2 separate regions of the Homo sapiens genome follow, and region 1 is linked to region 2. Evidence: chromatin loops called from intact Hi-C (ENCODE). Cell type or tissue: endothelial cell of umbilical vein. All regions are shown on one strand. Each heading gives the region's core, and the rest is flanking DNA. Links, peaks and the distances in the headings are about the cores only.

The links. Hi-C counts contacts between places; a loop is a spot of excess contacts. Peaks named below come from ENCODE experiments on the same cell type or tissue, not always from the same donor. Only the 100,000 strongest peaks of a DNase experiment are listed, where the experiment ranks them.
Region 1: it touches region 2 in a loop (7-fold over the local background); 5 of 110 quality-filtered maps call a loop at or near these places.

Annotation. Positions count from the first base shown.
Region 1 is chr1:175,355,088-175,370,196 of GRCh38, forward strand. TNR (tenascin R) reads right to left here. Exons shown (of 23, transcript NM_003285.3): 10 at 12,121-12,210; 11 at 10,788-11,051; 12 at 9,923-10,192; 13 at 8,621-8,740; 14 at 7,576-7,722; 15 at 4,525-4,644; 16 at 1,232-1,375; 17 at 416-546. Among named protein-coding and RNA genes, the nearest start is that of KIAA0040, 170 kb to the left of the region's middle. RefSeq lists an enhancer at 9,815-9,864. In endothelial cell of umbilical vein, for the core only: no CTCF peak of the experiment used is centred there; no DNase peak of the experiment used is centred there; H3K27ac peaks cover 555 bases; H3K27me3 peaks cover 299 bases.
Region 2 is chr1:175,161,577-175,176,685 of GRCh38, forward strand. KIAA0040 reads right to left here. Exons shown (of 4, transcript NM_014656.3): 3 at 4,986-5,161. Among named protein-coding and RNA genes, the nearest start is that of KIAA0040, 24 kb to the right of the region's middle. In endothelial cell of umbilical vein, for the core only: a CTCF peak has its summit at 7,467; a DNase peak (open chromatin) is centred at 7,945; H3K27ac peaks cover 2,878 bases.

The sequences.
Region 1 (15,109 bases), core at 4,796-12,795, 190 kb after region 2:
GCTCATGTTTGCTCAGCCCTGTTGTTGAAAAACTATTCCAATATCATGTACTTGGGAGTTTCCAATGTGCTTTGTGTCATTGTATTGGAAGCACCAGCACAACCCAGTGAAGTTGCAGGGGTAGAGACCTTCATTAGCTAGAGAAGAAAGCAAGCCTTGAGGAGGTTTAGTCCTTTGCCTCAACTTACGTAGAGAGTAGCAGTAGAGCTAGGACTATCATCCAAATCTTCTGGCTTGCAGACTAGGGCTCTCTCATCAACAGCAGGCTGGGTATCCTTGATGGGAAGCTGATGAGCAATCCTTGTGGATTGCTTCCTTCCCCCTCCCTCCAATGTCCTGTGGTCACTCCACTAGTCAGTTTCCACATGGCCTCACTTGGAAGAAATGGTCTTTTCCCTTTCCAGCAAAATCTCACCTTGCGGCTTCCATCGGTGGATTTGTAGGTCAAGACATAATTTTCAATCTCTGCCCTGGGAGGCTGCCAGGAGATCAGGGCACTTTGTCTGGTGACTTCACTGGCTGTCAGGTTTGCCGGAGGGTCCAGGACTGCAAAGAGGAGAAAGTGCCAGGGCATGCCTGCCTCTCCAGCTCCTCCCCCTGCTTGATTTCAGGTATGGGTATCTGTTGCCCACCTCTTTGGTCTCAGGATTGCTCACATGCTGACCCCTGCTCTGGCTTGGAAAGGAGCATAAAGGGTGCTCCTGGGTCAGATGATAATCATTCAGTGCCACGATCATTCTTGCAGCTACTTCCCCTTCCCTTACAGGGCCTCTAGGCTTGGGTGTGACATCTTCCACACTGACCTTCTATGCCTGAGATCTGGACCCTGATAAACTCTCATGTCTGCTTGTTCACTCGTGAACTTACGTTTCCACATATTACCTATGTCTACTTTCTCCTATTCATCACTCTACTCAGCAGCTCTTTCCTAGATATCTAGCCTTTTAATATCCATCAGACTTTTCTGGGGCAGATGCATTCCGAGTACAGACCTCTCTTGACCTGGTTCTTCTGCTGTCACCCAGGGTGAGAGCAGAAAACAGACATGTCTCTGCTGGCCAAAAGTTGCAGCTTAGTTTCACTGAATTTGGGCTGTAGTCAGTCCAAATAAGAACAGCTCATAGCTGCCCTGTCCAAAGCCTGTAAGTGATAATCTAGTCCACCACAAGAAAGCTGATCATTTCCACAAAAGTCCCCAGGGATACGGGTATGTAGGTGACCATGTACTCACGAGTAGAAAAGTTGGTGCTGATGGTGCCACTGGTGAGAGGTCCATTGGTGGCATACATGGTGGCAGTATAGTGGGTGCTAGGAAGCAGGTCAACAAGCCGAAATTCCTCACTGACTCCGTCAACAAGGATGGTCTCTCCAGCGACTGAACTCAAATGAATATGAATAAGGGTTGAATAAGGCTACTCAGTTTAGGAAAGATCTACCAAATCCAAAGGTATTTCACATGGATTTACTACTAGAGAATTTTGGAAAAAAATCTTTCATAGGTTATCTAGCTTAGTATCTTACTCTTTGCAAGGATTCCCCTCTCATCTCATATCATAATTGAAAAAAAGTGTTCTTTATGTGCAGGTCAAATTGTCTTCTCTATAACTTCTATTCGTGTCTCTGGAGTTATTAAGGATAAATCTAGTCTTTTGTGTACATGACCCCTTCCTCTCCACCACCCTTCCTAATCAAGTTCTCTCTCCACTAGACTGAGAAAATTCAGCCCCCACTTCCCATCACATTTATGTGACAATTTTAAAACCTTCACAGTCCTATCTACTTTTCTCTGAACACGTAACAGTTTATCAATGTCCCTGCTAAAGTCCAAAACTCAGAGAACTGAGAATAATGGAGAGGTACTGACCAATGAAATAAACAGGGTCAGTCTGTGCTTGTGCCACTTATATTAATTAGTAAGGTTTTGGGAATGCCATGTGATATTGTTATCACATGCCAAGATTATTGCTAATCAAAGATCTTCTTTGTAACCACTCCCCCTACCTCTCAATCCAATTTTGTTAGTTGATTTTTTATACCCATGGACAGAGCTTTGCATTTATTTCTATTGCATTTTGCCTCATTGATTGAGTTTTGGGCCACTGTTTCAGTTGATTAAAATATTTTTGAACTTGGATTCTATTGATCACAATTTTGTTTTATACACAAATTTGGTAAGCATGTCTTCTCTGAATTCATTCAAGCTGTTGATAAAACTGTTCATTAGTTCAGGGCCAACTCCTCTGTTGGGCAATTAGAATACTTGGAAATTATTTAATATTTAACAGTTTACTAGGCACATTTTCAGAATAGGTAGGGCTTTGAGATTTCAAGTTTCTTGTGGTCTAAAGGCATACAAACAAGTTAAAATTCAAACTAATGCTTAAGCTTTGGAAGAGCATGTATAAGGATATCATCTTTTTAATGTCCCCCTTTGCACATCATGCCATTGATTAATGCTCCAGCCATACCAAACTATGGTAGTTCTTCAGACTTCTTACACTCTCACATCTCTGCAAATGCCCACAGTCTGCTCTTTTTCTTGAAATTCCCTTTCTTCTCCTTTTCTTCTTTCACTTTATCTAAGACTTTTCTTCTTTCTTTCCCTCCACACCTTGACCCTATTCATAGTAGCCCACTGGACATGGCCCATGGTGTTCTGTGCATGTCTATAGCATACACTGCTCACATCAAGTTGTAACTATTTACTTCTCTGCAACATCATTAGAAGTGAGTTCCATAAAGATGAGAGCTCAATTTTTGTTTCTGAATCCTTATAGCCTTATAGAGTGTGTGGCACATGGTAGGGCATCAAAAGTATTTGTGGAATGAATGGAAGTTCATTGCTCTGTTAGAGCTGTGTGTTTAGTGTCTGTGAGCAGATGTGTCTGACTGCCTTCAGGGAAGCTTTGACAGAAGAGATAGGGTTGAAACCACGACTTGAAGGATGGGTTTTCTAGGCAGGCAAATGGGGGAGTTTCCTGGTGAAAGAAATAGCATGTGCAAATGCATGGAGGCTTGAGAAAGCATGGTGATAATTAAAAAATGCGGGATCATGTTATGAAAGGAGGGGTGACAGGAATTGAGATGGATTGTGCATGCTCACAGAGGGGTTAGGACATACCCATAGTAATGCTATCCCTTCTTCATGGAGGGTCATTCATTCAGCTACAGTCCCAGCTACCTCCAAATATGACCTTTCATGTATTTTTCCATGTTAACTAAGGACTAAGTGATAAGTGGGGTTTTCTGATGCCTTGCTGAAATACAAATGTACTAGCAGGTTTGCCAATGAAAACAAAGACATAAAGTAGTTTCGATAAAACTTATTCTTGGTGAATCTGTGCTGCTATATGGTAATCACTAATTCCTTTTCCAAGTTGTTTAATTGTCTGTTTTAGTTTTTACCTTCCTAAGCTTTGACAATAAGTTTACTTCTTTGCAGCTCACAGAATTAGCTTTCTCTGTCATTTTTGAAAACCAAGACATCTGCCTGCCTTCTGTCTTCTGGTATCTTTGTTCTCTGGATTCCTGAATATAACCCAAAACAATTCTGTGATCACATGTTTGATGAAGGCAGGGAAATAACTTCCCTAAGCCTAGAGACTTGGAGGACTCAACTCTATTTTGCTTTGGGCTTCTCTGTTCTGTTCAACTTCAAATGGTGTAAGGTGAACAAGCATGATACAGAAGACAGTGAACTTCAAGATTTCGTGTTAGTTAAACCTGTTGGGCTGGATATGAATAGAGAAGACAAAAACACGGAAGAGTTTAGCAGTCCTGAATCTTTTGTCACCTGTTAGCCTGTACTCTCTGTTTCAAACTTGGTCCTATATCTTCAGTGTTTTTCTTGCTCTGCGAATATTTAGAAAAGCCTGCTTTCTTGTTTGTAGCATTTTGGGGGCAAGTCTTAGCTCTGTTCTGAGTTTCATCTTCCTAGGGCTATTGCTCTGTTTTTGTACTTGCCCTTGGTTACATGCCTTTCTTGTACCTTTCAGATTCAGCTTTCTCAGCTCCTAGATTTGATACAGTTTGCAGAGTTTGGGGATATCTTCTTTTTTTTTTTTTTTTTTTTTTTTTAGATGGAGTCTTGCTGTGACTCCCAGGCTGGAGTGCAATGGCGTGATCTTGGCTCACTGTAACCTCCACTTCCTGGGTTCAAGTGATTCTCCTGCCTCAGCCTCCCAAGTAGCTGGGACTACAGGTTTGCACCACCACTTCCGGCTAATTTTTGTATTTTTAGAAGAGATGGGGTTTCACCATGTAGGCCAGGCTGGTCTTGAACTCCTTACCTCAAGTGATCCGCCTGCCTTGGCCTCCCAAAGTGTTGGGATTACAAGTGTGAGCCACGATGCCCAGCATAGAGTTTGGGGATATCTTGAGGGCTTCATAGTATACCTGAAGTAGGAACTTTTCTAATCTGTCCTTCAGATTGAAAAAATGTTTTGTTTATTCACATCATACTGGTCTGCAGCTCCAATTCCCACCATTCCCACCTGCCTGATCTGCAGGCCTGCAGACACCCACCTGCAAAGTGTGTAAGAACAATGACGTAGTTCTCCACCTCACCCACTGGTGCCTTCCACTGCAGCAGGGCTTCTGTTGGAGTGATATTGGTAGCAATCAGATCCACAGGGTTGTCCATGGCTGAAACAGAATAGATTATCAGTTACAGATAAGAGGAGCTGCAGGATAGAAATGCAGGGAATGATCTCAGAAGTTCCACTCATGGTGCAAGACTGCTGCTGCACTCTACAAAACAAAGAAGTGAGCAGAAACCTCTTCCCTTTCTCCTCTTCTGGTTCCATCAGCCTCTTCCATTTCTCCCTGCCTCCCTTCTCTCAAGTATCCAGTTCTCCCCCAGTCGCCCCCAGCTCTTCCTTTTAATTAATTCAATAACTTCTTATGTGCAGAATACTGTGCCAGATACTAAAGAGGATTTCAAGATATGGCTGGAATGAATTTTCAACATTTAAATCTAGATGGAGCAACCAAGAACCCACAGAAATTGTTATAATTTTTTAGTTAATGAGATAATCATACTTCCCAGGCTATTTGCACTTTTATAAATGTAAGGGTGTGCCTCATGGAAAGATCTCTGTTGAAGAGCTTCAGGAAGTGTGGTGGCAACTCCATAGGGGCAGGAGTATCCCCAGGACAGAGAACATAGAAGATCCACCCATGGAATGACTGCGTGGGCTCAGTCAGGTTGCCTCAAAAGTCATATCTGATTATTGGATGATTGCTTCACTGCTCACAAGTCTCACTCAGGACTGAGTCCTTGGTATTCTTTTTGTTGCATTAAGAGTCAAGAGGATTCTTCCAGGCTTAGGTAGGTCAAAAGGGCCTGTTAGAGGAAAAGATTGTGCTTGTCATAGGATCATCTTCCTAGTCTTACTTGCCCATGCTCTAAGTCTTTGCTTTATTACTGTGCTTCTCTTCCATCAGGTTATAATTTATCACAAGTGGATGTTATTACAACAGTTTAGTTATCAGCTCAACCCAAGTGTCATAAAATTTACTTTTGAGAACCAAGATCTGCTGTGGATCTTGCCCTATTCTCTAATTGAAAGTATTTTTTTCACTTGCCTATGTCCTTTATCACAAAGAAACAACCTGCACAATATTTTCATGTTAAAATTGGAATTGTATCCATAATCTGCATGTTCAAAGAGTTCTTCAAATGCAGCCCTTAGACTACACTTGGCTTGATCTATCTGAGACATGCATGATACCACGAGACAAACATGACACCCTGAAGGAGCACTCACTTCCAAAAGTTGTAAGATCATAGACCTCAACGTAAAACCACAACAAACATACAACAGCAAAATAAGACATTCTGGGGCAATCTAGTTATTGGAAGTTGCTAAAATAGCTCTGCCTAGACTTAAAGGAGGGCAGTTTGGATGGGCATACCATTTGGGTTGGTGTACCAAATATCTGCTTTAGAGATACTAGCTGCTCATGACCCAAGGATTTTTTTTTCTTTTGAGAGACAAGGTCTTGCTCTGTCACTCAGGCTGGCATGCAGTGGCATGATCATGGCTCACTGTAGCCTTGGACTCCTGGATTCAAGCGATCCTTCTGCCTCAGCCTCCCTGGTAGCTGAGACTACAGGTGCATGCATCCATGCCTGGCTAAAGAAATGAGTTTTTGATTGAAGTTGCTGGTCTCTTTTATCTTGGGGATAGGAGGCTCTTGAAATACATTTTATTGTCCTCAATGGGAAAAAGGCTAATTTCTTTAATATGAATTTCTTGGTTCAAGAAGGTGGGATAGAGGCTTCTTTTGGTGTATTGGACCTCACTTCTGGCCAACACTTGTTGATATTTTAATGGTCACAGGTAATTTAATAGATAGGGCAAAACTGAATGGCTGTGTTATCTGTTGTCATAAGCCTGGAAGGAGACTAGGGAGGATCAGAATATCCTGCGCTGTCTTTAGAAGAATAATTTTTGTGTTTGTGAAGGAATATTTCTTGGCCCATTGCCTTAGAGATGCTGTTTCTGAGCTTCCGAGAACATCTACGAAAGCAGTAAGGAATTCTAAAGTATATTTCCCTCATTTGGGAAATACCATTCTCCAGTGAAATTAAGCAACTGTAGAAAATCCAGGTGTTCTCCTAATGAGGCAAGCTGGATGTTTTCCCACGTGCTGTGGGAATGATGGCTTAACTAGGAGGTTTGGTCTAGGGTATGGGAATAGAACACTTTGGCTGTGCCTGCTAGTGAGTTCTGCAGCGAATCTTTGCATGTTCTGCCTGGTGTACTTGCTGAGGGGCCAGAGACGGAGGAGCAGTGGTGCTAGCAAAGGAGCCTTCTCTTCAGCCCCATTGCGTGGGCTTGTTTTCAAGAGGGAGGCCATGGGATTTGGACTACCTTTCCTCACTTTCCCATATTGCAAGCCAGTCTCTCCCTTGCACCTCCCTTCCTCTGGTCATTATGTAGGAGCTGATGGAGGATGCAGAAGACATCTGGATCTGACTAGGGGGCCTGTCAGAGACATGAGCTACACGGTGCCCCTGCAGGCAGCCCAGGATGCACACGGAGCCACATCACCTTCACTGCTTTGGTCCCGGGTGAGGGAGTTATGGCCACTTTGGTGCCTTCTTTCTCCCTGGAGCACAAAGCAAGAGCAAAGGCACCTTCTTGGTGGTTTCTGGCTATATCTGATGATGAATTTCATGACCCCATTCCATTACTGGAATAACAACCCTTTTCTTCTCGAGGTGAAATTTTCTCATCTGAGTCTTTTACAAAATCAGATGAATGATTCAGATATCTGTTTTAGAATTCACTTCCATTATATGTCTGAAAGGGCACTGTTTATGTTGGAAGTTCCATGAAAATTCCTAACCTAAACCAGCAAGACTTCTAGAGGGTGACTCTCTAAACGTTTAGTATTAGGGAGGAATATTGGGGGAGAGAAATTGCAAATTGCCCTGCAAGACACAGTGAGTTGGAGGAGCACCCCGAAATGGAGCCTTAGCCTCCAGAACCTTTCTACAAGCCCGAACAACTTCACCCAGATCTTCAGCCAGGGTTCTGACTTGACACAGCAGGGAGACATTCCCACCTGTGTGCACAAGAGTACAGATGCGCTCGCTTTCCTCCCTGCCCCGCACGCTGTTGAGGCTGATTTCGTATTCGGTAGCTGGGTTCAGTCTGGTGATGGTGAATTCTGTCACAGTGTTGGGCACCACTGAGCTGTCTAGTCGTCCCACTGGAGAAGAGAAGAATCTACAGTTAAAATTCAGCAGCCCTTTCATCCAAGCAGCCCATGGTACAGTCTATGTCAATAAAGCACAGATGGGTGTGGGACTCCGCACTCAGTGGGGAGGGATGATACATGGTTCATGGGCTGGGAATGTTGGAGTGTGAAGAGGCTTTGCACACTGGTCTCACTCCTTCATTTTATGGGCTCCTTGGAGCAAAGAAAAATGACCTACCTATTAAGTGGTTTTCTAACAAGCTGGTCTTCTCTAAGACAATGACATTAAGGCAGTGTAGAGGGCACCGATGCAAGGAGCAGTCCCCACAGTCCAGAGACAGTGTAGTCTGGAATGCTGTCCTGTGTCCTCACTGGAAGTGAGTGTGCCCTCCACTTCCTTAAAAATGCCACATGTACCAGCAAGAACTGGCAGGATGCAGGTGAGGTCTGGGCCAGTTTCCTCTGACTCATAACTTGTCTGGAGTGGCTGAAATGGGACCACATCACTGTGCTTCCCTCCAAGGCTCCATCTGGCTTTGCTGGGTCTTTAGCCATCCCTCTGGATCCTAGTCTTGAACTTCATTCTTGTAGGAATATTCATGTGACCCAAGCTCTTGGCAGATTCTTTTGGGGCTCTTTTTTTCTCAAGACACTGCCTAGATAATGGTGATCAGTTACCTCTGCTAGTGAAGGGCCTGCTCTCTGGGTGAATGTAATCAAGCCTTTCTCAAGAGGCATTGGTGAGTGTGGGGTTTCTTGGCTGCTCACCAGCCCACTCTCATTCTGATGCAGCATGCCACAGAGAAGAGGAAAAACGCAGGCAGGAGTGGATGTTCTGCGGGATATGCTAGTTCTCCCATAATCTTCACCCAAATCCTAGTATCTTTGAGAAATCAAATCACTTTGTTACCTTGGGTGGGTCGATATGATACTCGGTAGTAATCGAAAGATGCAACAGGAGGGCTCCAGGAGACCATCACTGAGTCCTTGGTCACATTGCTAATTGTGATGTCTTTTGGGGGATCAATTCCTACAAGGACCCAGTGATTGTGGGAAAAAGACAGAAAGCACAGTGTGAAAAAGAAATTCTCATCCCTGGTTTTATGTTGACCAAAAGCCAATGTTGTCCCAAAGGCAGACAAGATCTTTCCATGTAATAGGGTATCTTAAAACCATGGTCACGCTGATGTTTCACTTGAAACCTTGTAGGTATGACCAAAGCTATGTTCATGGAGAATATTTTAACAACATGAAGACAAGCTGGCAAGCTCTGTACCTGTTACCTATCTGCAAGCCAACTAGGAACTTTTTTTTTAAGTTCATATGTTTTGTTTTGAATTGGGAGAAACATAGGCATTTTCTCTGAGGTAATTTTTTAAGATAAACCAAATTTTGCCTGTATCTCTTATTCTTTAGCAGCCACCTTTGGTTTCAGTTTTGAAAAACTGCCTATTGACTATACAGGGATTTCAGAGCACAAGTCCAGAACAAATCCATTTTCCTAAATTGTATTTCATTTATGCTATGGGCTTTTTTTTTTTTTTACTGCTAGGGGATCACAGAGTTGATCAGCTAAGTGTTTAATCTACTTGTCCAGTTTGTGAGTTCTTGTTAGTAAGGAGGAAACTACCCAAACATACATATCTTCACCCACATGTACCTCATATTTGAAACTGTGTTTGGGAATAATGAGCTGGGACTGATCCAATTCATCTCTGAGTGCCTGTGTTTTCTAAGCAACATCCAAATCAACCCCATTCTCTGAGTGCCAGGTCACTACCTGATTGCATGCTAGTCCCATGTGAGACTAAGGAAGCATTATTGTACGAGTGAACTTTCTGGGCAGTTAAGAGATGGTTCTTCAGAATAGGAACAGGTGTCTCTTCACTGTAGAGGGATTCCTCTTGGAGACTAGCTTTCTCCAGTGCTTTTCTTCTAAGCTGGTAGTGGGAGGTCTTTTGGACAAATGCATTCAAGCTTTGACCTCCTCAAGACATTGACTTTGTCCCACCTTCCAAGTGGGAGTTTCTTATCTAATGCATCTTCTGCAGCACTGGAGGAAGTAGCTGTTTCAGAACAGGTCACAGACTTTCTCTAGCCATAGAGGAAATCCCCTACTCCTTGGGTCTTTCTCTTTTAAAATTTCATTGATTTGTCAAAGGCTACTGTGAAAACCCCTTTCATCACCTGCTGCCAAGTCCTCCAGCCTCACCTGTGGTGATGGAGCCCACAATGGGCTCAGAGGTCACTGTGCCATGGACAGCCACAAGGTTCACAATATACTCTGTGGCTGGTTGCAGGCCCATCAGGACAGCATGCCTCTTGGTGGCATCCAGGGAGACCTCCATCATCTCTTCCTCCTCATCCCTGGGGCTGTAGTTAAGAATGAGTCTGTCTGCTGGGGGAGATGGATCACTCCAAGTGATGTTCACACTGGAGGAGGTCACATGAGAAAAGTGCAGATGAGAGATGGGACGGAAGCCTGCAAAGCAAAGGAGATGGATGGTCCTGAAACACGTGAGGAGATGGGTCACTGGGCTAGAAGAACTTCTTGGCTAAAGGGACCTGCTCTCCTTGCTAATAAGGGCCACACCTTCACCCACTAACCAAGAGATTCCACCTCCTCACCCTCCAGTGCTGTTCACTCCACTTTTTCCAATCCAAATATAGGAAAATGGATTCTGTTAAAATGAGAACTACTTCTGTGAGTTAATCATAATACTGAACCAGGATTGAAAGCCTGTATCCTGGAATGAATTTTATATGATCCCATGGATCCTCTGAATTCCCACTGATTTACTGCAGCAGGGAAAGATGGACAGAATCAACTACTATGTCAAGGCCATAGAAAAGCCAGACACAAGTTTTCAGGCAGGTAACACTATTGCTCACCTCCCCTCTTTACTTCCAACCCTTCCCTCTTGATGCACTTATTAGTTTTTACTCTATCCTTTTCTACCCACCTCTCTTTTCTCCAAAGGAAATGGAACATTGGAAGAGTGACTTGCCTGAATGAATTTCTCACACTGAGATCCACTGATCCCTGAACCTGGCTGGGATTTCTGCTGCTCTGGTACCTGTGAAAGCATCCACAGTGGACTCCAAGCTCTGCTGCCGACCCCTCTCAGCAGTGACGGAAATGATGTACTCTGCCCCAGGCTCTAGATCTGTTAGTGTGTATGAGGTCCTGTCCTTGGGTACGGTGACTTCTGAGGCAATCCCAGAGGATGGGGTAAAGGTAATTCGGTAGTGGTCAATGGGGCCACTGGCCTTGGTCCAGATGAGGGAGATGGAGGTCTCCGAGGAGGCTGTCACCATGAGGTCTCGGGGACTGTCAAGTTCTGTGGATTGACATAAATGGCCTATTTTACATGTGTTCCCCTGGAGGGCAGTATTTATTGGCCTGCTTTGTGTGTTTCCAAGCTATCAGCAGGCCTGCTGACTATGAGCACTAGCTTGTCATTGCTGACACTTATCTAATATTTTGCTAAGTACCTTCCCTCTGAATGATGGCCAGGGGCTTGGCAAATAGATGAACAATCTGAAGAAAGCCGTGATGAGCTCTGATACCACTGGATTGCATCCACCTCTGGGACAAAGCTGGCTGCTGATTTTCAAGCTCGCCATATTCATTTTCTCCCATCCTTTCTCAATGAGCCAATAAGGATAAAATGGTAGCTACCACCAAGTAGGGATATGCCATTCCTGGCAACAGAAGCGCACCACCCTCCAACCCTGAGGCTATTTTGACTTGTTCTAACCATAGCCAGGCAGGCAGCTAGATCTGAGGACCTGGAGACTTTTGTCCATGTGGTTCTCTAGAGAGGCTGAACCTTGGGACAAGGACTGGTCTAAAATCCCTAGCCCAGCCCAGGCTGCTAGTACCATAGGTGCTGAAATGACTTTGAAATTTACCCAGGATTTGGAAGCAAAACTGCTGAATCCAGAGCAGCAAGGGTCTCAGCTGGACTTTTCTTCTGCCCTCAGATTTAATGGGTTGTTGCAAGTCTAGACCTTCACCCAAGTGGCGTTTGTGAGGACCTCTGTGGTGTATGCAGGGCGAGGATGCCCCATTCTGCCTGCTGTCGGGGTGGTCTAGATAAAAATATGGCCTGCAATGGCATCAACCTATTTAGGATTTTCCACCTCTGCTCTGTACAGCCCTGAGCAGCTCTTCAGACCACGGGGGACCGAGCACAGGTCTGTGGGGAAGAGGGTGACTCTGTCCTGCCTGTCAGAGATCAAGGATTAGGCATAGGGTGGATGTTGTTTCTAGGCTGACAGTTGTCACCAGAGCCCTGTTCACTGGAAGACATTGCTTTCTGATTAATTTTTGCTGGGACGAGCCTCCATGACTCCTTAGGCTTATAGGCTAACCTGGTCTTCTTCCTCAGCAGTCCTCCTACTCACCAGTCCTGGCATTCATGGTGGCTGGCACGCTTTGCTGTGAGTTCATGACGGCAGATATTCCAACTCCATACTCAGTGCCAGGTACCAGATCTATCAGTGGATGGAGAAACAAACATTATTCTGTGTATGGGGCAGGGCTAGGAAGGCTGAAAGTGGGAAGAAAATGATCTTAGACTCCTATTCATATCTTGTGTTTAGTCCTCCTTGAATCCTCTCCTAATTTGAACTATTAAGAAATCCCAATTTCACTATTTAGGAATCCCAAGTCAATAGGATGAACCAGCCCACGCAGAGCTTCCTTCTTGCAGGCAGGCTCTCTGGGAAGGCAGTGAGGCTGCCTTGTCAGTGACCTTCAGAGGTGTGCTCACATAAGTATACAAGGACTCCTTGTATGCTTAGCGTCTCAGGTTGGCTTGAACCAGCGAGAGGATTTCTTGCTTAAATTGTGAATTTCGGGAGTATGTAATCAAGAGAGACAGTGTGGACATAGACCTGAAAAGCATTCCTTGAATGTTATATACAAGGACCAAGCTACACCTTTTACAGGAGCTGAGGCCATATGGGGACTCCTGGGTCCCTTCTAGGGAGGAACAGTGGATGGACTTTTTTTTCTAAGCACAGGGCTGTCGAGTAGGAGCATGCAGAAGTCCTGTTGCTGTAGGCCCCCCGCCAAGTTCAGTAATTCAGGCCTCAGGGTATCTAAAGCTGTGGATCTAATTTTAGAATAACTTTCAGGGGAGTCCAGGAAGACAGAGGAGACACAAAAACTGTCCCACTAAAGGGTGTAAGCTTCTCTGAGGAAATCCTTTGGGAGGTTTACTACAAAGGATCTCTGAGAACCTCCTAGAATATCTGGAATTCTCTAGGTTCTCTCCTTGACCTCTTTCACATTTATTTTCAGACTAACTGGTTTGACTGGTGTACTAGTTTCCTATTGCTGCTGTAACACATCACCACAATTTAGTGACTTACAACAACAAAAGTGGATTCTCTTACAGTTAGTTCAGGAGGTCTGCAGTCTAAAGTAGTTCAGCAGGGCTGCCTTCCTTCTGGAGGCTCTAGGAGAAAATCCATTTCCCTGCCTTTTCTAGCTTCTAGAGGTTGCCTGCATTCTTTGGTTCATGGTCTCTTAATCTATCTTCAAAGCCAGAAGCTTGAAACGATCAAATCTGTTTTCTCTGTCTGACTTCTGCTCCTATCATTGCATCTACTCTGACTCTGACCTCCCTACATCCACTTATGAAAATCCTTGCGATCATGTTGGTCCCACCTGGATAGTACAGGCTAGTCTCTCCTTCTCAAGATCTTTAACTTAATCACACCTGCAAAGTCCTTTTTGCCCTGTAAGGTGGTTATATTCACAGATGCTGGGGATTCTTTGAGGGCTATTTCATCTATTACAACTGGCATCAAACTCATTTTTATCTATTAGGACTGGGGTTGTAGAAAAACCCAACAAAGGCAGGGCACGGTGGCTCATGCCTGTAATCCCAACACTTTGGGAGGCCAAGGCGGGTGGATCATCTGAGGTCAGGAGTTCGAGACCAGCCTGACCAATATGGTGAAACCCATCTCTACTAAAATTACAACAATTAGCCGGGTGTGGTGGTGTGCACCTGTAGTCCCAGCTATTTGTGAGGCTGAGGCAGGAGAATCGCTTGAACCTGGGAGGCTGAGGTTGCAGTGAGCCAAGATCATGCCACTGCACTCCAGCCTGGGTGACAGAGTGAGACTCTGTATCAAAAAAACAAAAACAAACAAACAAGTAAACAAAAACAAAACAAAAAAACCCAACAAAATCAAGTGATCACCCTGAGGGCCTCCAGTGGTCAGTCTGAGTCCTTCCGGTAGGCTCTTTTTGGGGCTTTGTGTGGGCTCATGGCTGATTGGAATGGTATTCTGTATTTATATAACATCTGTGCTTTTCAAAATGGATTGTGTTTTAGAGTCTCATCACAACCTTGGGAGGAAGGTGGGATAAGCAGTCTTTTCTCCATCTACATTAGCTTCCTGTGGATGCTGTTATAAATTACCACACACAGTGTGGCTTAAAACAGACATGTGTCCTCCCACGGTTCTGAAGTCTGGAAGTCCGAAATCAAGGTGTCGCCAGGACCATGCTTCCTCTGAAGGCTCTAGGAGACCTAGGTTCTGGTGGTTGCCAGCACTCCCTGGCATTCCTTGGCTTGTAGTTGCGTCACCCCAGTCTCTGCCTCTGTAGACACATGTGTGTCTGTGTCTTCCCCTCTTCTTATAAACACACCAGTCACATTGAATTTAGGGGCCACCCTAATCCAGTATGACCTCATCTTAACTCTACTGCATCTCTAAAGACCTTATTTGGAAATAAGGGTTTGGGGTGGACATGCATTTTGAGGGGACTGTTATTCAACAGAGTACATCATCTTTTTATAAAAAGAAACTGTGGCACGGAGTAAGTCTGTGACCAGCTAGAGATGCCCCCCCGGATTCTGGTCTCAGAGTTCAGGGCTTTTAGGAGGAATGGGACATCCTATTACTTCCTTCCACCGCTCAGGGCAGCTGTGATTTCTCTGGAATCCCTGATTTTGATCGGAAATACTTTGAGCAACATTCCTTTAACAAATGGCTTGGCTTGGTCAAGAGGAATGCTGCCTGGCAGCCAGGGGGTTCTTCATCCCCTTCCTCAGTAGGCTTTTGTGGAGTCCATGCAATAAATGTTGCTTAAGCATGGCAGAGCTTACCAGGCCAGTTTCTCTCCCAGGAATGCAGTCCCGAAGCCCTGTCTGGGTAGGCATTCGAATCAGCCCTCTTTTTTCTCTTCTTAAACCAGCTCCCTTTCTTTCCCAACCCTTAATTCTTTCTTTCTCTAAAGTGGCAACACCAGTGGAGGTAAACTTTGAAGTTTGACAGACTTTGACGTCTGACATATCTATATTTGGTCTCTTTCACTTTTTACCTGTGTAATTTTGATTACTTAACATCTATGAACCTCAATTTCTGAAGAATG
Region 2 (15,109 bases), core at 4,144-12,143:
TTAACATAACTTGCCATTTTCAAAGCTTATTGAAGCTTAAGCACAAAGTGAGATGTCTACTTCTTGCTGTCTGTAGTAGGGAACCTGGGTCTCCTCTGGGCTAAGAGGTCATCAGTCCTCATCCTGCCCCATGCCTGCTTTCCGTGCTGTCCCCTCATGATCTCTTCCCTGCTCCATGTCTCCTCCCCTCCTTATATCACATTCCTGTGCCTGAGAAGTCCTCTCCTCCCAAGGCTGAGAGAACCAGGGGTGACCATTTGCTGGCTTTCCACTTTCTACCTTCTACCTTCCTCTTCCTCATTACCCTTCTCTATGTTTTCTATTCCTTGACCAAATACTCCAAAGTCTCCTGCTCTCTTTCTTCTCTATGGGAGAGGAGTCCTTGCAGGCTGCTTAGTGATGGTGCTTGGAAACCAGAGTGAGGTTCCTGGGTGCCTCCCTGTTCCTGTTCTGAACTCAGCATACAGCTGGGGCCATTCTCCTGGTTGCTTGTACAGAGCTGCCCCTCTTCCCTGGTCACCCCTCCACATATATCTTAAAGCTCAGCTCTCAAGTATAAGGTCTTAGAGGCTGCCTTCCATTCTGGAATTACAGGTTCTTGTGTACAAACAAGACTTCAAGGACAGGCATGATTCAAGGAAATTTAAGAGGCCTGTTGGTGTAAGACATTCTCCAGGACCCAAATATTAAGGAGTGGTTGATTTTCAGGATGGACACTCCAGAGATCATCCCAATGAACTCTCTCACTTAAGGATAAAGAATCTGGGGTCCAGAGCAGTGAGGTGACATGTCTGAGGCCATAGAGACCCACCCAGGCCACACAGGCCCACCCAGACCCACCCAGACCTCTGGACAATGGGTTCAGCACTCTCCGCAGGCTGCCAGGCAAGCAGAGGAACTAAGGATGACAATGATGTCACTTTATACTTGCATTTCACTTCATACTTTTCTAATCATTTTCATCTGCATTTAATCTTTTGAGTGAGCTGTGTCTACGGATGGGAACACTGGGGACCTGGGCCTGGAATTCAAGATCAGCTCAGGCTTCATTGCATACATGTGCAGCCCTCCTGGGTGATGTTTTCTACATGATGCCCCAGCAATTGTCCTCAGAAGTCTAATTCCTTGGATAGCATGCTCTATCAATGTCTCATGATCCCAGTGCCCATGTGCCTATCTAAGCCCCAGCTGTCCTCAGTCCTAGTCTGCTGGCATGTAATCCCACCCTCTCATGGCATTATTTACATAGATTTTGCAAGCGTACAAATTGGCACCTACTACTGAGCCTTTTGGTCCATGGAGCCCAAAGAAATGTTATAGGATGACAATAATAATTGTAGCCAACTTTTAGTAAGCAGTAATTATATACCAGGCACTTTTCTAGGCACTCTATTAACTCATTCATCTTCATGACACCCTTATGAAGTAGGTACTGTGGTTCCCCCATCCTGCAGCTGAAGAGATGGAGGCTCAGGCCACACGGTGAGTGAGTGCCAGAGCCGGTCTCACTCATTCTGGAGAGTTTGGCTCCAGATCCGCAAGGAGTGATCTGTTCACAGGCGTTGCTCTGTGGCCTCCTATTCCTTTGTGTGGAATTAACCCATTTTTGGCAAGCAGCCCAGGATTTACAGAATCTTACAATATTTGGCTATTCCCCAGATTAACTTAAATGCTTATCCCAGTCTATTGTAGGAAAGACTGCAAAGAGATTTATTTCTCATTGTTAGATCCTTCCCAAATGCATGAAGATACATAAAATAAAAACAAAGTTCTGCCCAAGTGCAGGTTTATAGAAAGCATATGGCTGCCTGAACTTAAACTCAACATGCAACAAAGAAAAGTATCCTGAGGAGTCATGTCCTCTCATCCAAGGCTCTGCTCAAGCCCCTCTGAGGCCTGGGAACAGCCCATGCCATGGATCTGCCCACACACCATCAAGCTGCCAGGCTCTCTGTAGAGAAAAGCAGCCTTTGGCATGCTTCTAAGCCCCGGTGATGCTGTATCTCAGGCCACTCATCTCTCTTCTGGATTTTCCTTCTCCCTCTGCAATGACCTTTGCTTTTACCTCAGTCTTGAGTGGGTCTGTGCCCCTGTCTGTTGGGATCTTTCTGCTCTGTTGTGGAAAGGCTTTGGGTGCTTTTCTTTAATTTGATTCTACTCACAGCTTTCCTGATTCACGTTAGATAACACCACCACCACAAATGTTCACCAACTATTTTGTGCCAGGGGTTATGCTGTTCCTACAGGGAGCAGATGGGTAACAGGGGCCCCTCTGGGTTCAGCCAGCAAGGAAGGAGGGCGAGCTCATGGAGATCAGGTCAGTTTTCATGAAGGTGGAGCCACCTGGGGGACGACCTTGAAGATGCGTAGTATTTTGACAGAGAAATATAGGTGAAAAGGATGTTCAAACATTCCAGGCAGAGAAACTTCTAGAACATGAGCAGGAGAACAGGGGGTCTTCTGGTGAGCCTGGAGCTCAGGGTGGGAGAAGAGAGGATGAGAAGGGACACTAGGAGGTAGGCATGGCCATGGTAGAGGGGCCGTCATAGGGTTTGCGTTTATTTGGAGGCTTTACAACAGGAGAATGTTGTGATCAGAGCTGCCTTTCAGGAAAAGATAACAAGATCTGAAGAACTCTGGAAAATGTGTTAAGAAAGTTCTTTAAATCTCCTTATCCGTTTATCAAACATTCACTGAGCACCTAATATGTTTCATGCACTGTTGGGTGTTGAGAATTCAATAGTGAATGACAAAGATATGGTTTCTGACATCGGGAAGCCTCGTCCATTCCAGGGGAGTTATTACTATTGATAGATCAAGTCATAAAAGCCAAGTACAATAAGCAAATTCCAAACTAGATTGCTTAGTTGGCTGAAGTAGAAGCATGCATTTGAATTATATGTTTATCTCAACATCTAGGGCCCTCCCACCCCTCCCAACCTTTGTCTTAAACTCATCCATCCCTTGGCACCTAAAATGGCCTTTGAATAAATAGATTTCTTTTCAAGCTAAAGCTAAGTCAATAATTCTCTTCTGGATTCCTAAAGGGACTTATTTGAGGCTGCTCCCCATACAGCCAAAGAGTATTCATTAACATTTGGGAAGCCAGTCTGGGGAAAATTCGATTAAAAGGTATTCTTTATATTTTTTAATCTAAGAATTCTTTTCTAGGCACCCCCCAGGTTACTTGCTGAGCTCTGCTAATCTATAGTGTTTCATTAGTATTTATGAGTCTTGCATTATTAGCATTTCCAGAAAACAATCAAATATCTCCTTAGTGGCATGAATTAAAAGTGAGAACTTCCATGGAATGCAAAAGAAGACACACTTCGGCCCCTGGAAGTACACTCTAGCCTTTTGTTAGCTTTTGAATAGCACTGACAATGCTTGAAAAGTAATTCATCTATTTTTGTAAGACCAACAATAGGTGCCAACCAACCTCATCTGTCTGATTGTGGCTGTGGGGGTGGACGAGAGGACAGAGAAGAGGGGAAAACTTTCTTTCAATTTTTTTGAAACCAAATATTATTTACCTCCATATCCTCTGTAGTATCTAGCTAGGGAGACAGAATCATTCATTCACTCTTTCTGTCGCAAACTTCTATCCACCCATGTATGAGGTGACGATGGGAAACAGTGATCCCAGAGCCAGAAGGCCTGGTTTTGAGCCTTGGGTCAACCTGCATGACCTTGGCAAGTTAACCAGACCTCAGCTACAAAATGAAGCTAATGATCTTCCCTCATAATGACATTGTGGGGATCAAAATGATTCAATATATTTAATGCATTCTGTAACTGTAAAATACTTACACAAATATAATCCATAAAATAGTGAGTTATCTTGAAATAACAATGGACTAATTCCAGTGCTGGGCTTTTCTTCCTCCTTCCTCACCTCCAAGCCAATCCCTATTGCCAAAGAACCATGGGTCCCCACCGCATTGAAATGAAAAGGTCTTCAGAAATAATCTCCCTAATATGGTTGGTCTGTAGGTCTGTGGCTGTTGCTCTAGACTCTGGCATCCAGAAATCAGATGGAGAGCGGTCGCTTGGGGAACATCTGAAGGTGCCTGGAGGATTGCTGAGTTCATAGGTGAGGTGGAGGAGAGCAGCTAGCCATCTACAGGCCCCAGCCTCCCTCCCAGGCTTTGGGACCCTTGGAAGTGTTACAGGGGTGGGTCATTCCACAGGGAGGTCTGCTTCAATCTCTGAGAGCCAAAAGCTACTGCAGGCTGTGTCCAGGGCTGGCCCTGACACTGCTGTTCCTTCCGGTGCTCTCCAAGAAGGGAGCAGGGCGTTCTATTCTGCATCAGCCTCTCATTGTTCTTGTTTTTTAGACAAAATAATAAATGTAAAGCTCTAGAACAGTGTCTGTGAGACAGTAAATACTTTCTGGAAAGGTTAATAATAAGGATCACAATGGCACCCAATTAGAATCCCTGAGACCAACTCCAGAGTGACCTCCAAATGGTACAAATCACCACCCTTCTTGTAGGGGGAGGTGGGAGGTTCAGTTCTCTATGAGAACCTTAAGAGACCCCTCTTCTGCGACTGCTGACTCCTGGATTTGTGTGGGGGGCCATTTTATAACTGACAGTTGGGAGCAAAGACCTCCCCTTGGGCCTTTGCTCAAACAGCTCCATTGAGCTTTCTACCTTGGGTGCGCTGATCACTGTGCTTGCTTTAGCTCCTCTGCCCAGGATCCCAGGTGACAGCAGGATGGACTGTTGGCTACGAAGAGTCATTTAAGGAGTTAAAAATACAGATTCCTGCAGCCTGCTCCTGGAGACTCTGATTCAGTCGGGTCTAGGATGGGCCCAGGAATTTATGTTTGTAGCAAGCAGCCAGAGTGTTTCTGGACAATTGTCAGGTTTGGGAATAATTGAATAAGCAAGCTGAGCAGCCGACCTTCATTTATGAGCACAGGAGCCATGTGCTAAATGAGGGGAAGAATCATGGGTGAGGAGACGGGGGATGAAGTTTACCTCCACACACAGCAGCAAAATGGCCAGCCAGCTTGGGGAGCCTCCTTCCACGTTACTTCTTGCTTTGCGTTGTCAGGGGATCTCGGCCAGAACTGCTTTCCTGGAGGTCACGTTCAACGTAGTAAACAATCGCTGAACACCCGCCCTGTGCATTCAGATCCTGATCACCGCCCAGTCTAGCAAGGGGGAGAAATAAAAATAGAAGTATAGTGTGATGAGTTCTGTGGTCAAGTTCTGTGTTGGGGGACATGGGAGCAGCATGGCAGAAGCAGCCAGCGGTCCTGCCTGGAGAAGGTTGAGGGAAGGCAATGAAAAGAAACGACCATCATGACTGGTGTCTGAGCAGGCATCGTGCAGTGACTAATTACAGAGAACCTACTCCTGCTGGGAACTTTGTACCCAGGACAAGCAAACCAGATCCCTGTCCTTTCTGTGCTCCAAGTCTAGTGTGGGAACCAAACCAAACATTCATCAAAGAACCATATAGGCAGGTGTGAAAGTGTAATTATGGTGAGTGCCACGAACAAGACCCCACGATGCTATGAAAGGGGAAACAGGGAGGTTAGGAAGGCTCTGATGAGGGATGACTGAGAGAAGATCTGAATGACAAAAACAGCAAACACATGGCTAGGGTGTCTGAAAAGTTTTGAAACACAAAATAAACTTATTTTAAAGCATTTCCAAGTAATATGCTTGATAGGCTTTTCTTCAACCCTCCAAGACCTTTTCAGGTGAAGTTCTCTACATTTAAAGAATGAGTTCAATTGTTAATACACTGTAAAGTGTCCCCCCAAAGTCTGGAAACATAGGCAAACAATACCTGTATTGTGCTTTTTATTAGATGAACAAATTAGACCCATTGCTGTCCCTGAAAAGGACCTGAAGGGACAGGGTAGCTGACAGCAGCAGTGGTGGGGTGAGGGTGGATGGCAGGGCCCATGAATGGCAGCCCCACACCACAGGACCTTGTAAGCCACGTGGAGGGCTAGAGTTTGCTGTGAGAGCCACGGGGTTTTAAGCAAGGAGGGGACATAATTGATGTGGATTTCATAAAGAACACTCTCTCTGACGTGTGAGAGGACAGATGGGAGAGGGTGTAGGGGGAGGAAATGATCACAGTTGTCCAGAAAGTGGCAGCTGGGCCAAGGGTGATGGTGGTCGGAAAGGGCGGGATGATGGCGTGGCTCAGGTGTTTTCCAGCAGATATGGGTGGGAGAACTCTCAGGCAGAGGGACATGAGAGGAGGTGTCCCTGGGTGTGCCCAACTTTCCTTCTTCTAACCCTAGTCTCCTATGAGGGCTCTCAGTCTGGAATGTATATGTATATTCTTTTTTTTTTTCCTTTCCAAAACAGGAAAATCATCAGTCTCTACCTGACTCCTCACCATCTCTCTTGGGGGGTTAAAACACCTTATTCAACCCCAGGCCTCTCCACCCTGCCTGTCCAAACCTTGCCCCAGCTCTCAAACCACACTGCCTTACAAAATCCCTGTGGTTACGATAATATCACACACTTCAGAAACCAAGGCTCTCTGGCAGCGAGGGCACAGAGTGGAACCTCAGTCAGTAGTTATTAACTTGGCTATTCTGGATATATATTTTCTTGATGGTTCTCACCTTGCTAACCTGGCATGCTCAGGTGCCCTCTAATAGAGGTAAGTACTGTTTTGTACAAAAATGGTCTGATCACAGTAAATGATCTGCTTGTAGAACATTACATTTATTACTTAGACCCAGCTCTAGGCATTCTGAAATAGGTATCTACATTTTCCCCAATTTAATGAATTGCTTCAAATAACTAGTCCTAATACAAAGTCGGAAGCTCTCTTTTCCCCCCAGAGTATATATGATGCATAACTAGATATTCAGTATTAAAGGAAAATAGATAGTATTTTCCCCCAGAATTGATGTTATAATTATGGTTGCAATTTTGAACAAAAGCACAAATAGAGCATCAATAGAAAAATGATTAAGGCACCATGGTTATTTAATAAAATGATGCTTTATCATGTAAACATTCTGGATTAGAAGACTCCTGAAATGGGCCATCTGGTTGATTACCTTACTTTATTGATGGGAAATCTGGGACCAAAGAGACTGCATCTTGCGGGAGATCACCCAGCTGGTGACTAATAGAGCCAGGGCCAGAACCAATGTCTTCTGAGGCCCAGGTTACCCTCCTGCCAGGTCTCTTCCACAAACTCTTCCACAGTGCTTTGCAAGATGCCCACCATATTCTCTTTCTGAGCACGAGTGAGACCATACTTCTCAGCCCCTTACGTCTCTGTGGGGCTATGTGACTGAGTTCCAGCCAAGGAAACGTGGCTCCTGAAATCTTCTCCCGGGCCCTCCCTGTTCTCTCTCTGCTTGCTCATTGGCTGGCCAGATGCAGAGCATCCAGGGGAGGACTCCAAGAGCCCTGGGGATGGCAGAGATGGGAGGTGTTCCTGAATGACTGTGTGGAGCAGAGCACCCCTGCTGACCACAGTGAAAAATGAAATGAGTTAGAATAAACTTTTGTTGGGTGAAGCCACTGAGATTTGGGGATTTTCTGCTACAGCAGTTAGCCTATCCTGCCTAATACAAGTGACAAAAAAGCTAATGTTGGTAATGATTATTAATTACCATTGCATATATAATCCCTAGAATGATTTGCTTATAACAAATGTGCAATGTGTTCAACAACTCTCCTATAGGGCAGCTTTGGCCAAAGAGGGGTTTACCTTAGTGCTTTTGAGCAGTGGTTCGGGAACCAGATATCCTGGGTCTGAATTCTGGCTCTCCCACTCACTAGCTGTATCACATTGGGCAGGTTAACCTCTCTCTCTGGCGCTCTGTTTTCTCATTTGTAGAATGGCATGGATAATAACAGGATGTGAGAATGAAATGAGTCAGTAGAAGTAGAGTGCCTCAGAGCCTTGCCTAGCAATAAAAGTTAGTCCTGATTGTTTGATCCCAAACAAATAGGCTGGCCAAAGTAAACAGCCCTTGACTCCTTAGCTAATGATGGTTTTGTTTGTCTTTTTCAAATGTGAGATGGTTCTGGAGTCATGACTTTGATTATGTAGGTCTCCTTTACAAGGCATTTTCTCTTTTCTCTAGTTTTCCTGTGGTAGACTAAATTAGTTCATTCATCATTCTCTTTCAAAGCGACCATTTCAGAATGAAAATATGGATAAGCACCACTCAGGAGCTGAATCATAAGGGTTTAGATACACTTCCTTCCCCTCTCTGCAGGGCTCTCCCAAGATTGTGTGGAGTAGGACATAGAAGCCTCCTTCCTTCCTCACCCCGACGACAAACTGCCCTTTTGTCTTTTCCTACTTTCCCTTTTTTCCCTCCCTCAATGTATTTAATGAGCTCCTAGGATGTGTCAGTTCCGGTCCTGGCACCATGGGTATAGTCATGCATAAGACAGACATTTTGTTTGTGCACTTATTATCTCTCTTCTCCAGGTAGAAAGTATACATGTTAGTGCAATAAAGGAAATAATTGGAGTGGCCTCTGAAAAGGTGACTCTGAACTGAGATCTCGGGGTGCTAAGGACCAAGCGTGCACAGCGCTAAGGGCAGGACCTCCGGTAGCAGCAACATTAAGGGTGAGGGCTCTGAAGTGGGAAAGCGCATGGCACATCCATGAGAGAGGGCAGCCAAGTGTGGCTGGACCGTGGTGAGCATCGTAAGTAAAGCAGGGCTTGAGCTAGGGGCACTTGGGCCCTGTGGGTATGGAAAGGCACAGAAAGGTGCCTTCCCCTTTATCCCCATTGTTACCTCATTTGTCCAGGCCTTCAAATGGCCTCTAGTTTTTCCTTCTTTCAATTCGTCTTTCTAAAATCTGAATGTAACGCGCACTCCCTGCGCAACCCTCGCTTGGCTGCTCACCACCTGTATGATCACACCTCCTTAGCAAGGAGGACTGGCTGGTAATCCAACTCTCCTATTACCCCAGCCTCACCTTCCTCCACCACCCCCACCGCCCTAGCTGTTTATCACATAATAGGTGCTAATAAATATGGGACAAATAAATGAATTCCTTCAACACTCGGACTAAGCTTCTCTCCTGGGCTTTACCTCCCCACCCCTACCTCATCAGCTGGTCCTACCTGCTCTCTCTCTGACTATGTCCTGACTCCATCCACTTCCCACCATTTCCATGGCCAGGCCTTTGCTGTCTCTCACCTGGGTTACTGCAGCAGCTTCCTAACCAATCTCTCTGGTTCTGCTCCTCCCTCCCTCCGGCCTGTTCTCCCCACCAGAGCCAGATCATATCACCCCCAGGCCCTGCTCACGCCTCATGGCTTCCCGTCACTAGAAGTATGACATCTAAACTAGAAGTATGACATCTAAACTCTTTCTTACATCCCCAGGCCCTGCCATCGTCTGGCCCCTGCCTCCTTCTGGACCTTGTCTGGTACTCTCTTCTCTCCCATTCACTGTGGCCTAGCCGCGCCTACTACTGGACCGTCCACTCGCTCAGGACCCTATTTGTCCCTTTGCCTGGTATGGTTTTCCTCAGATCTTGGCGTGATTGCTTCACAACATTTGCGTCAGCTCAAATACATTTTCATACAAATTTCCTCCCGTGTTACCTTATCAGGAGGCCTTTTTCTAATGGAGTATGGTTATCTAATGTCGCCCAACCCCCAGCCAACCCCTATCTCACCATCCTGCCCTACTGGCTTGGTGATACTCCTCACTTTGAAATTTCTCAGTCACTTACAATGCTGCTGTCACGCTGGTTTCCACCTTTACTGCCTGTCTTCCTCCATTAGAACATAAGCTCCATGAGAGCAGGGCCCTGCCTGTCCTATTCTGTTTGGATGCCCAGAGTCTGGCATGTAGCTGAATGAATGAATGAATGAGTGAAGTTAATTCAAGGGTTCTAAAAAAATGAGATCTTGAATAATCATCTGTCAGGCAAACCAGGTCACTGGGGAGAAAGAGTAGAAGAACCAAAGGGCATAGAAAAGTGACCATCAGTCACACTGTGGCTGGACTTTAATGATAATTATCCACCCGCAGACTGCACTCTCCAGCCAGATCTTCCAGCCACGAAAACTCACTGGAGGGAGAAATAATGATCAAGAAAACCGCCTATCACTGAGAGCAATAGAAAGTGGGGGCAGGGGTGAGTGTTTTATCAGCTCCTAAATAATCACCTACCTTCCTTTTGCTCAGTTACAAAGAGCCCATTGTAGCTGGGACTTTCTGATAACAAGGGATTCTTTCCTAATTACTATATGCTCTATTTCAGGTTCAGCAGAAAAGAAAATTAAAAAGCTCCATTTCACTGTGGGTTCAAATGAGTCAATCTTTCAGTCAATCAAGTATTAATTAAGACGTGCTAGGAAATATGGGGGAGGTAAAAGACATCCTCTCTTGTCTCAAGGATGATACCAGGGAAATAATTAGAGAATGATTTAAGAACAATGAAAAGAATTTTAAAAAGCCTTCATGTGGACTTTCTTTGATTTTCTATTATGGAAGGTCTGGAATCTCCAGTTCCTTTATTCTTCTTTACTCTTTTCCCTTTCTTCTTTCCTTCCTTTTCTCTCTTTTCATCCCTAATTATCTTTTCTCCAGAGGGTCCAGACTATACACTCTAAGAATAGTTAGTTCTCCTCATGTTACCCTCAGGATTAATCATGAGAAATTATGTCTGATTCCCTGAAAATTCCAGCTGTACTAAATGTGAGTGAATACAATTTCTCCAGTCTGTTAGCAAGTCAACTTCCTCATATTTACCTCCTCAAGGTCAAGGAAATTTCCTAATTTTTCTTCTTATATGCCAGAAAACTTGTAGCCAAGAATTTTGCCAGCCTGGGCAACATAGCAAGATCCTATCTCTACAAAAATAAAAATTAAAAAAATTAGCCAAGTGTGGTAGCACATGCCTGTAGTTCCAGCTACTCAGGAGGCTGAGGCAGGAGGATTGCTTGAGCCCGGGAGTTTGAGGTTACAGTGACTGCACCACTGCACTCCAGTCCAGGTGACAGGGTGAGACTTTGTCTCTAAAATAAAAAACAAACAAAAAAACCTGTCTCCACCACTAACATGGTGTGGGGTTTGGGGAACATTCACTTAAGTGCTTTTTCCATTTATTCTTCTGTAAACAAAGATATTGCCATCTTTCTCAGAGGGCTAGGTGTTTTATTCACTGCGTTACATCATTTTACTCTCAGTATCTGGCACAGGGCCTGGTAGAAAGTGGACTGGCAGTAAGTACTTGCTGAATGGATGAATGAATTAATGCATCGCTGGGCAGAGTAAATGAGATAATGTGTGTGAAGCATGTTGTGTAAGTATATTTCACACAGTGGGTGCCTTAAAATTGCCTTGCCAACTGTAAAGCACTATATTTATTATTATACTATTCACATTGTGTGAAAGGTGAAAACATCCATTTGTGAAATAATTATTTTGCTCTAATTAGAGTTTGATCAGCTTTTCACTGAATTGGTGTAGAAAGTGAGTTAACCAGCCCCTAGTGAATCAGGGCAGCCACCTTAGCCTCTCCCCTGCCTTCCTGCTAACTTTATTTCCATTCACTCCCAGGTGCTTCTCCCTCTCTCGGCCCTCCTGACCTCCAGGATCGCATTTCTTAGGGGAGCCTTGTGTTGTCCATCACTATCAATTTTCTCCTCTTCACTTCAGCTAGAATGCTCATTTGTTTTCTTTTGACAGTCCTCTTTTGATTTAGATACTTCAGGAGGCCAAAATCTCAAAACAGAGGGTTGGCAAAAGTCTTATCACCTTTCACAGGAACAAGGAATGATCTGTTGAATCAAAAAGCCATCATTTGCTGAGTTCTTACTAAGTGTGCAACTCTGTGTGTGGAATCAAGGGTTTACAGACATGGTCTCATTCAACAACTCAAGAGATAGGCTTTTTTTCTATGCCCATCCTACAGATGAGGAAACTGAGGCTATGAGAGATTTAAGTGATTCGCCCAAAGACATGGAGCTACTCAAGCGCAGAAAGACGTTTGACTCTAGTCCTCTCTGAGTCCAGAGATCCTACTGTAACCACCATTCTCAGAATGCTGAGGACTTTAATTTCTGGATCTTCTAAGATGATGGGGTGTTCATCCAACTATTCATCTATCAACATGTAAAAGCCTGCCACGTGCGTCACACCCTGTGGGTGCACTCTTGATTACGATGCCTTCTGTGACCTCAAGGAGCTCATGTTTTAATAGGACCAAACACGTTGAAGAGAAGTGCAATACAGCATCACTGATAACATGTATAACTCCATATATGCTGGGGCCCCAAGGCATGAAACTCACTGGCAGTCTGGGAGCTATGTCCAACCCACAGGCACTTTTACTTTGTATTATTTTTCTGCTTCCTTTGGTTTCGTATCAAATTCTCAATCTTCAGCTAGTCCTAAGATTTGGCCACACTAACCTCCCACATGGCCACAATCTGCTGGAGCTTTAAAAGGGCCTGTGTTCTCCCCATTCCCCGACCCCACACCCCAGTCCCCATCCTGCCTGCTTCACCCAGTCCTGTTCACCCACCTGGTCCCTGGAAGCATTTTAAGCTCACCTCCCCTGGATTATAAACTCACTCAGGAGTAGGAACTATGGTACATGTTCTCTGTGCTGTCATCTATGTAGAGAAGAGCCATGCAGGGGGCTTAAAAAATATAAATGAGGACAAAAGGCAAGCCTCACATAGCAGCTTTAACCTCCAGTTTGATGGACTGATCCTGATCTGTGGTTAATCAGACAAATGATAAGGATGAGGGATGTTTGCAAGAGGAATTAATGCATATCAAAATGCCCCTGGGCACAATACAAACAGCTGGCCCAAGGGTGCAATTAAGCAAGGAGTCAGAGGACCCTCTCCTAGTCCCAGTTCAGTTGTCCTCCAGGCCTTTGACCTTGGGCAAAATCAGTTAAGCTTTCTGAGCCCTTTCCTCATCTGAGAAATGAGGTTATTACTCATCCTGGATATCTCTCAAGATTACTGTGAAGAACAGACAAGACATGTGGAAGAACACTGAGCAGGGAAAATTGCAATCTCAATGCAAAGTAGTGGTATTTTAGGGGATTATATTAAAAGGCTGAATTAAAGCTCAAAGTAGAACACTGAGCTTCTCTTACTGATGCAGTCCTCCACCCTCCTATCCCCCGCCTTTCCCCTAGTCTGTGGTTATTAGGAGCTACATTTCCAAAGTGGAGAATTCATAGGGGAACTCTAATACCACTTACACTTCTATTCGTCATCTGTATATACATATATATATATATATACACATACATACATGATCTGACCACATCCTGGTATTAGTGCTAATAAAACCTGTAGCCATGGTTACAGTGAACTATCTTGGTTATATAGTTCTCATTTTCACTTTTCAAAATAGTTTGGTAAAGGATTTTGGAGCCAATGTTTGTGGGTGTGGTAAAGTGTTTAGGTGAAGTTTTGTTTTTGGAGAGCCAGAAGCCGAGGCTCTGAGGTCATCTGTGAGTTAGGAGCGGTTGAGTGGGGCGTTGCCTTTTCTGTTCCACAAATAAAGGGAAACCTCTGCTTCTGGCCGACTCCAATAACTGATGCTTAAGTGTTCAAATGTCATATCCTCTTGGAGGGAAAAAATGTTTTTTGAAAAAGCATGAGAACGACCAAACACTTGTGTCATTCAGGGTCTCCCACACAGGTAGTAATTAAAAGTTGCATAATTCTATGCAGCCAACAGACACATGAAAAAATGCTCATCATCACTGGCCATCAGAGAAATGCAAATCAAAACCACAATGAGATACCATCTCACACCAGTTAGAATGGCAATCATTAAAAAGTCAGGAAACAACAGGTGCTGGAGAGGATGTGGAGAAATAGGAACACTTTTACACTGTTGGTGGGACTGTAAACTAGTTCAACCATTGTGGAAGTCAGTGTGGCGATTCCTCAGGGATCTAGAACTAGAAATACCATTTGACCCAGCCATCCCATTACTGGGTATATACCGAAAGGATTATAAATCATGCTGCTATAAAGACACATGCACATGTATGTTCATTGTGGCACTATTCACAATAGCAAAGACTTGGAACTAACCCAAATGTCCATCAATGATAGACTAGATTAAGAAAATGTGGCACATATATACCATGGAATACTATGCAGCCATAAAAAAGGATGAGTTCATGTCCTTTACAGGGACATGGATGAAGCTGGAAACCATCATTCTCAGCAGACTATTGCAAGGACAAAAAACCAAACACCTCATGTTCTCACTCATAGGTGGGAATTGAACAATGAGAACACTTGGACACAGGAAGGGGAACATCACACACTGGGGCCCATCGTGGGGTCAGGGGAGGGGGAAGGGATAGCATTAGGAGATATACTTAATGTAATGACGAGTTAATGGGTGCAGCACATCAACATGGCACATGTATACATATGTAACAAACCTGCACGTTGTGCACATGTACCCTAGAACTTAAAGTATAATAAAAAATAAAAATAAAAAAATAAAACTTGCATAATTCTCTTTAATACTAGAGACAGGAACTTAAGAGTTCTGCAAACTTTGGGGCAATAACAGAATGACTGACATATTTCTTTTTGTTAGTGGTGGTGGGGGAGACATTTACAGGCTGGAATAGCTGAAAACTAATGAAGTGGCAAAAATGTAAATTATGCAACTCAAAAGTGATACAGATATGGTTCTATTTTCCTTTCCATTTTGTCCTTTCATTTAATGTTAACAAAATTTCGGGGCAATTAAAAGCCAAAAGCTACCTTACTGCAATATTAAGTCTTAAAATGCAAAGATCAAATCATAGAGGGAGTGAGCATAAATATTCTCATTCCAATAATAACTCACCTCTGTGGAATGTTCAGTGTGGTGGACTTCAGATTTGCCAGGCTTTGGATGGCAGCTTCCACCCCAGAGGGCAGTCTGTGCAGAGGAGTTCATATGTCTGAGGATAAACCTTTACTTCCTTTCTGCATGGGCTTAAATCTGCATTCCTAATGTTGCAGGGAGTGTTTTTTTATGGTTTTGATAAATAATGGTTGATGAATGCAGAGAACATATATGAGTGAGCTAAAATACTTATTGAGTACACATCCAGTGTCAGGTTAAGTAGCATGCTTTTTTTTTTTTTTTT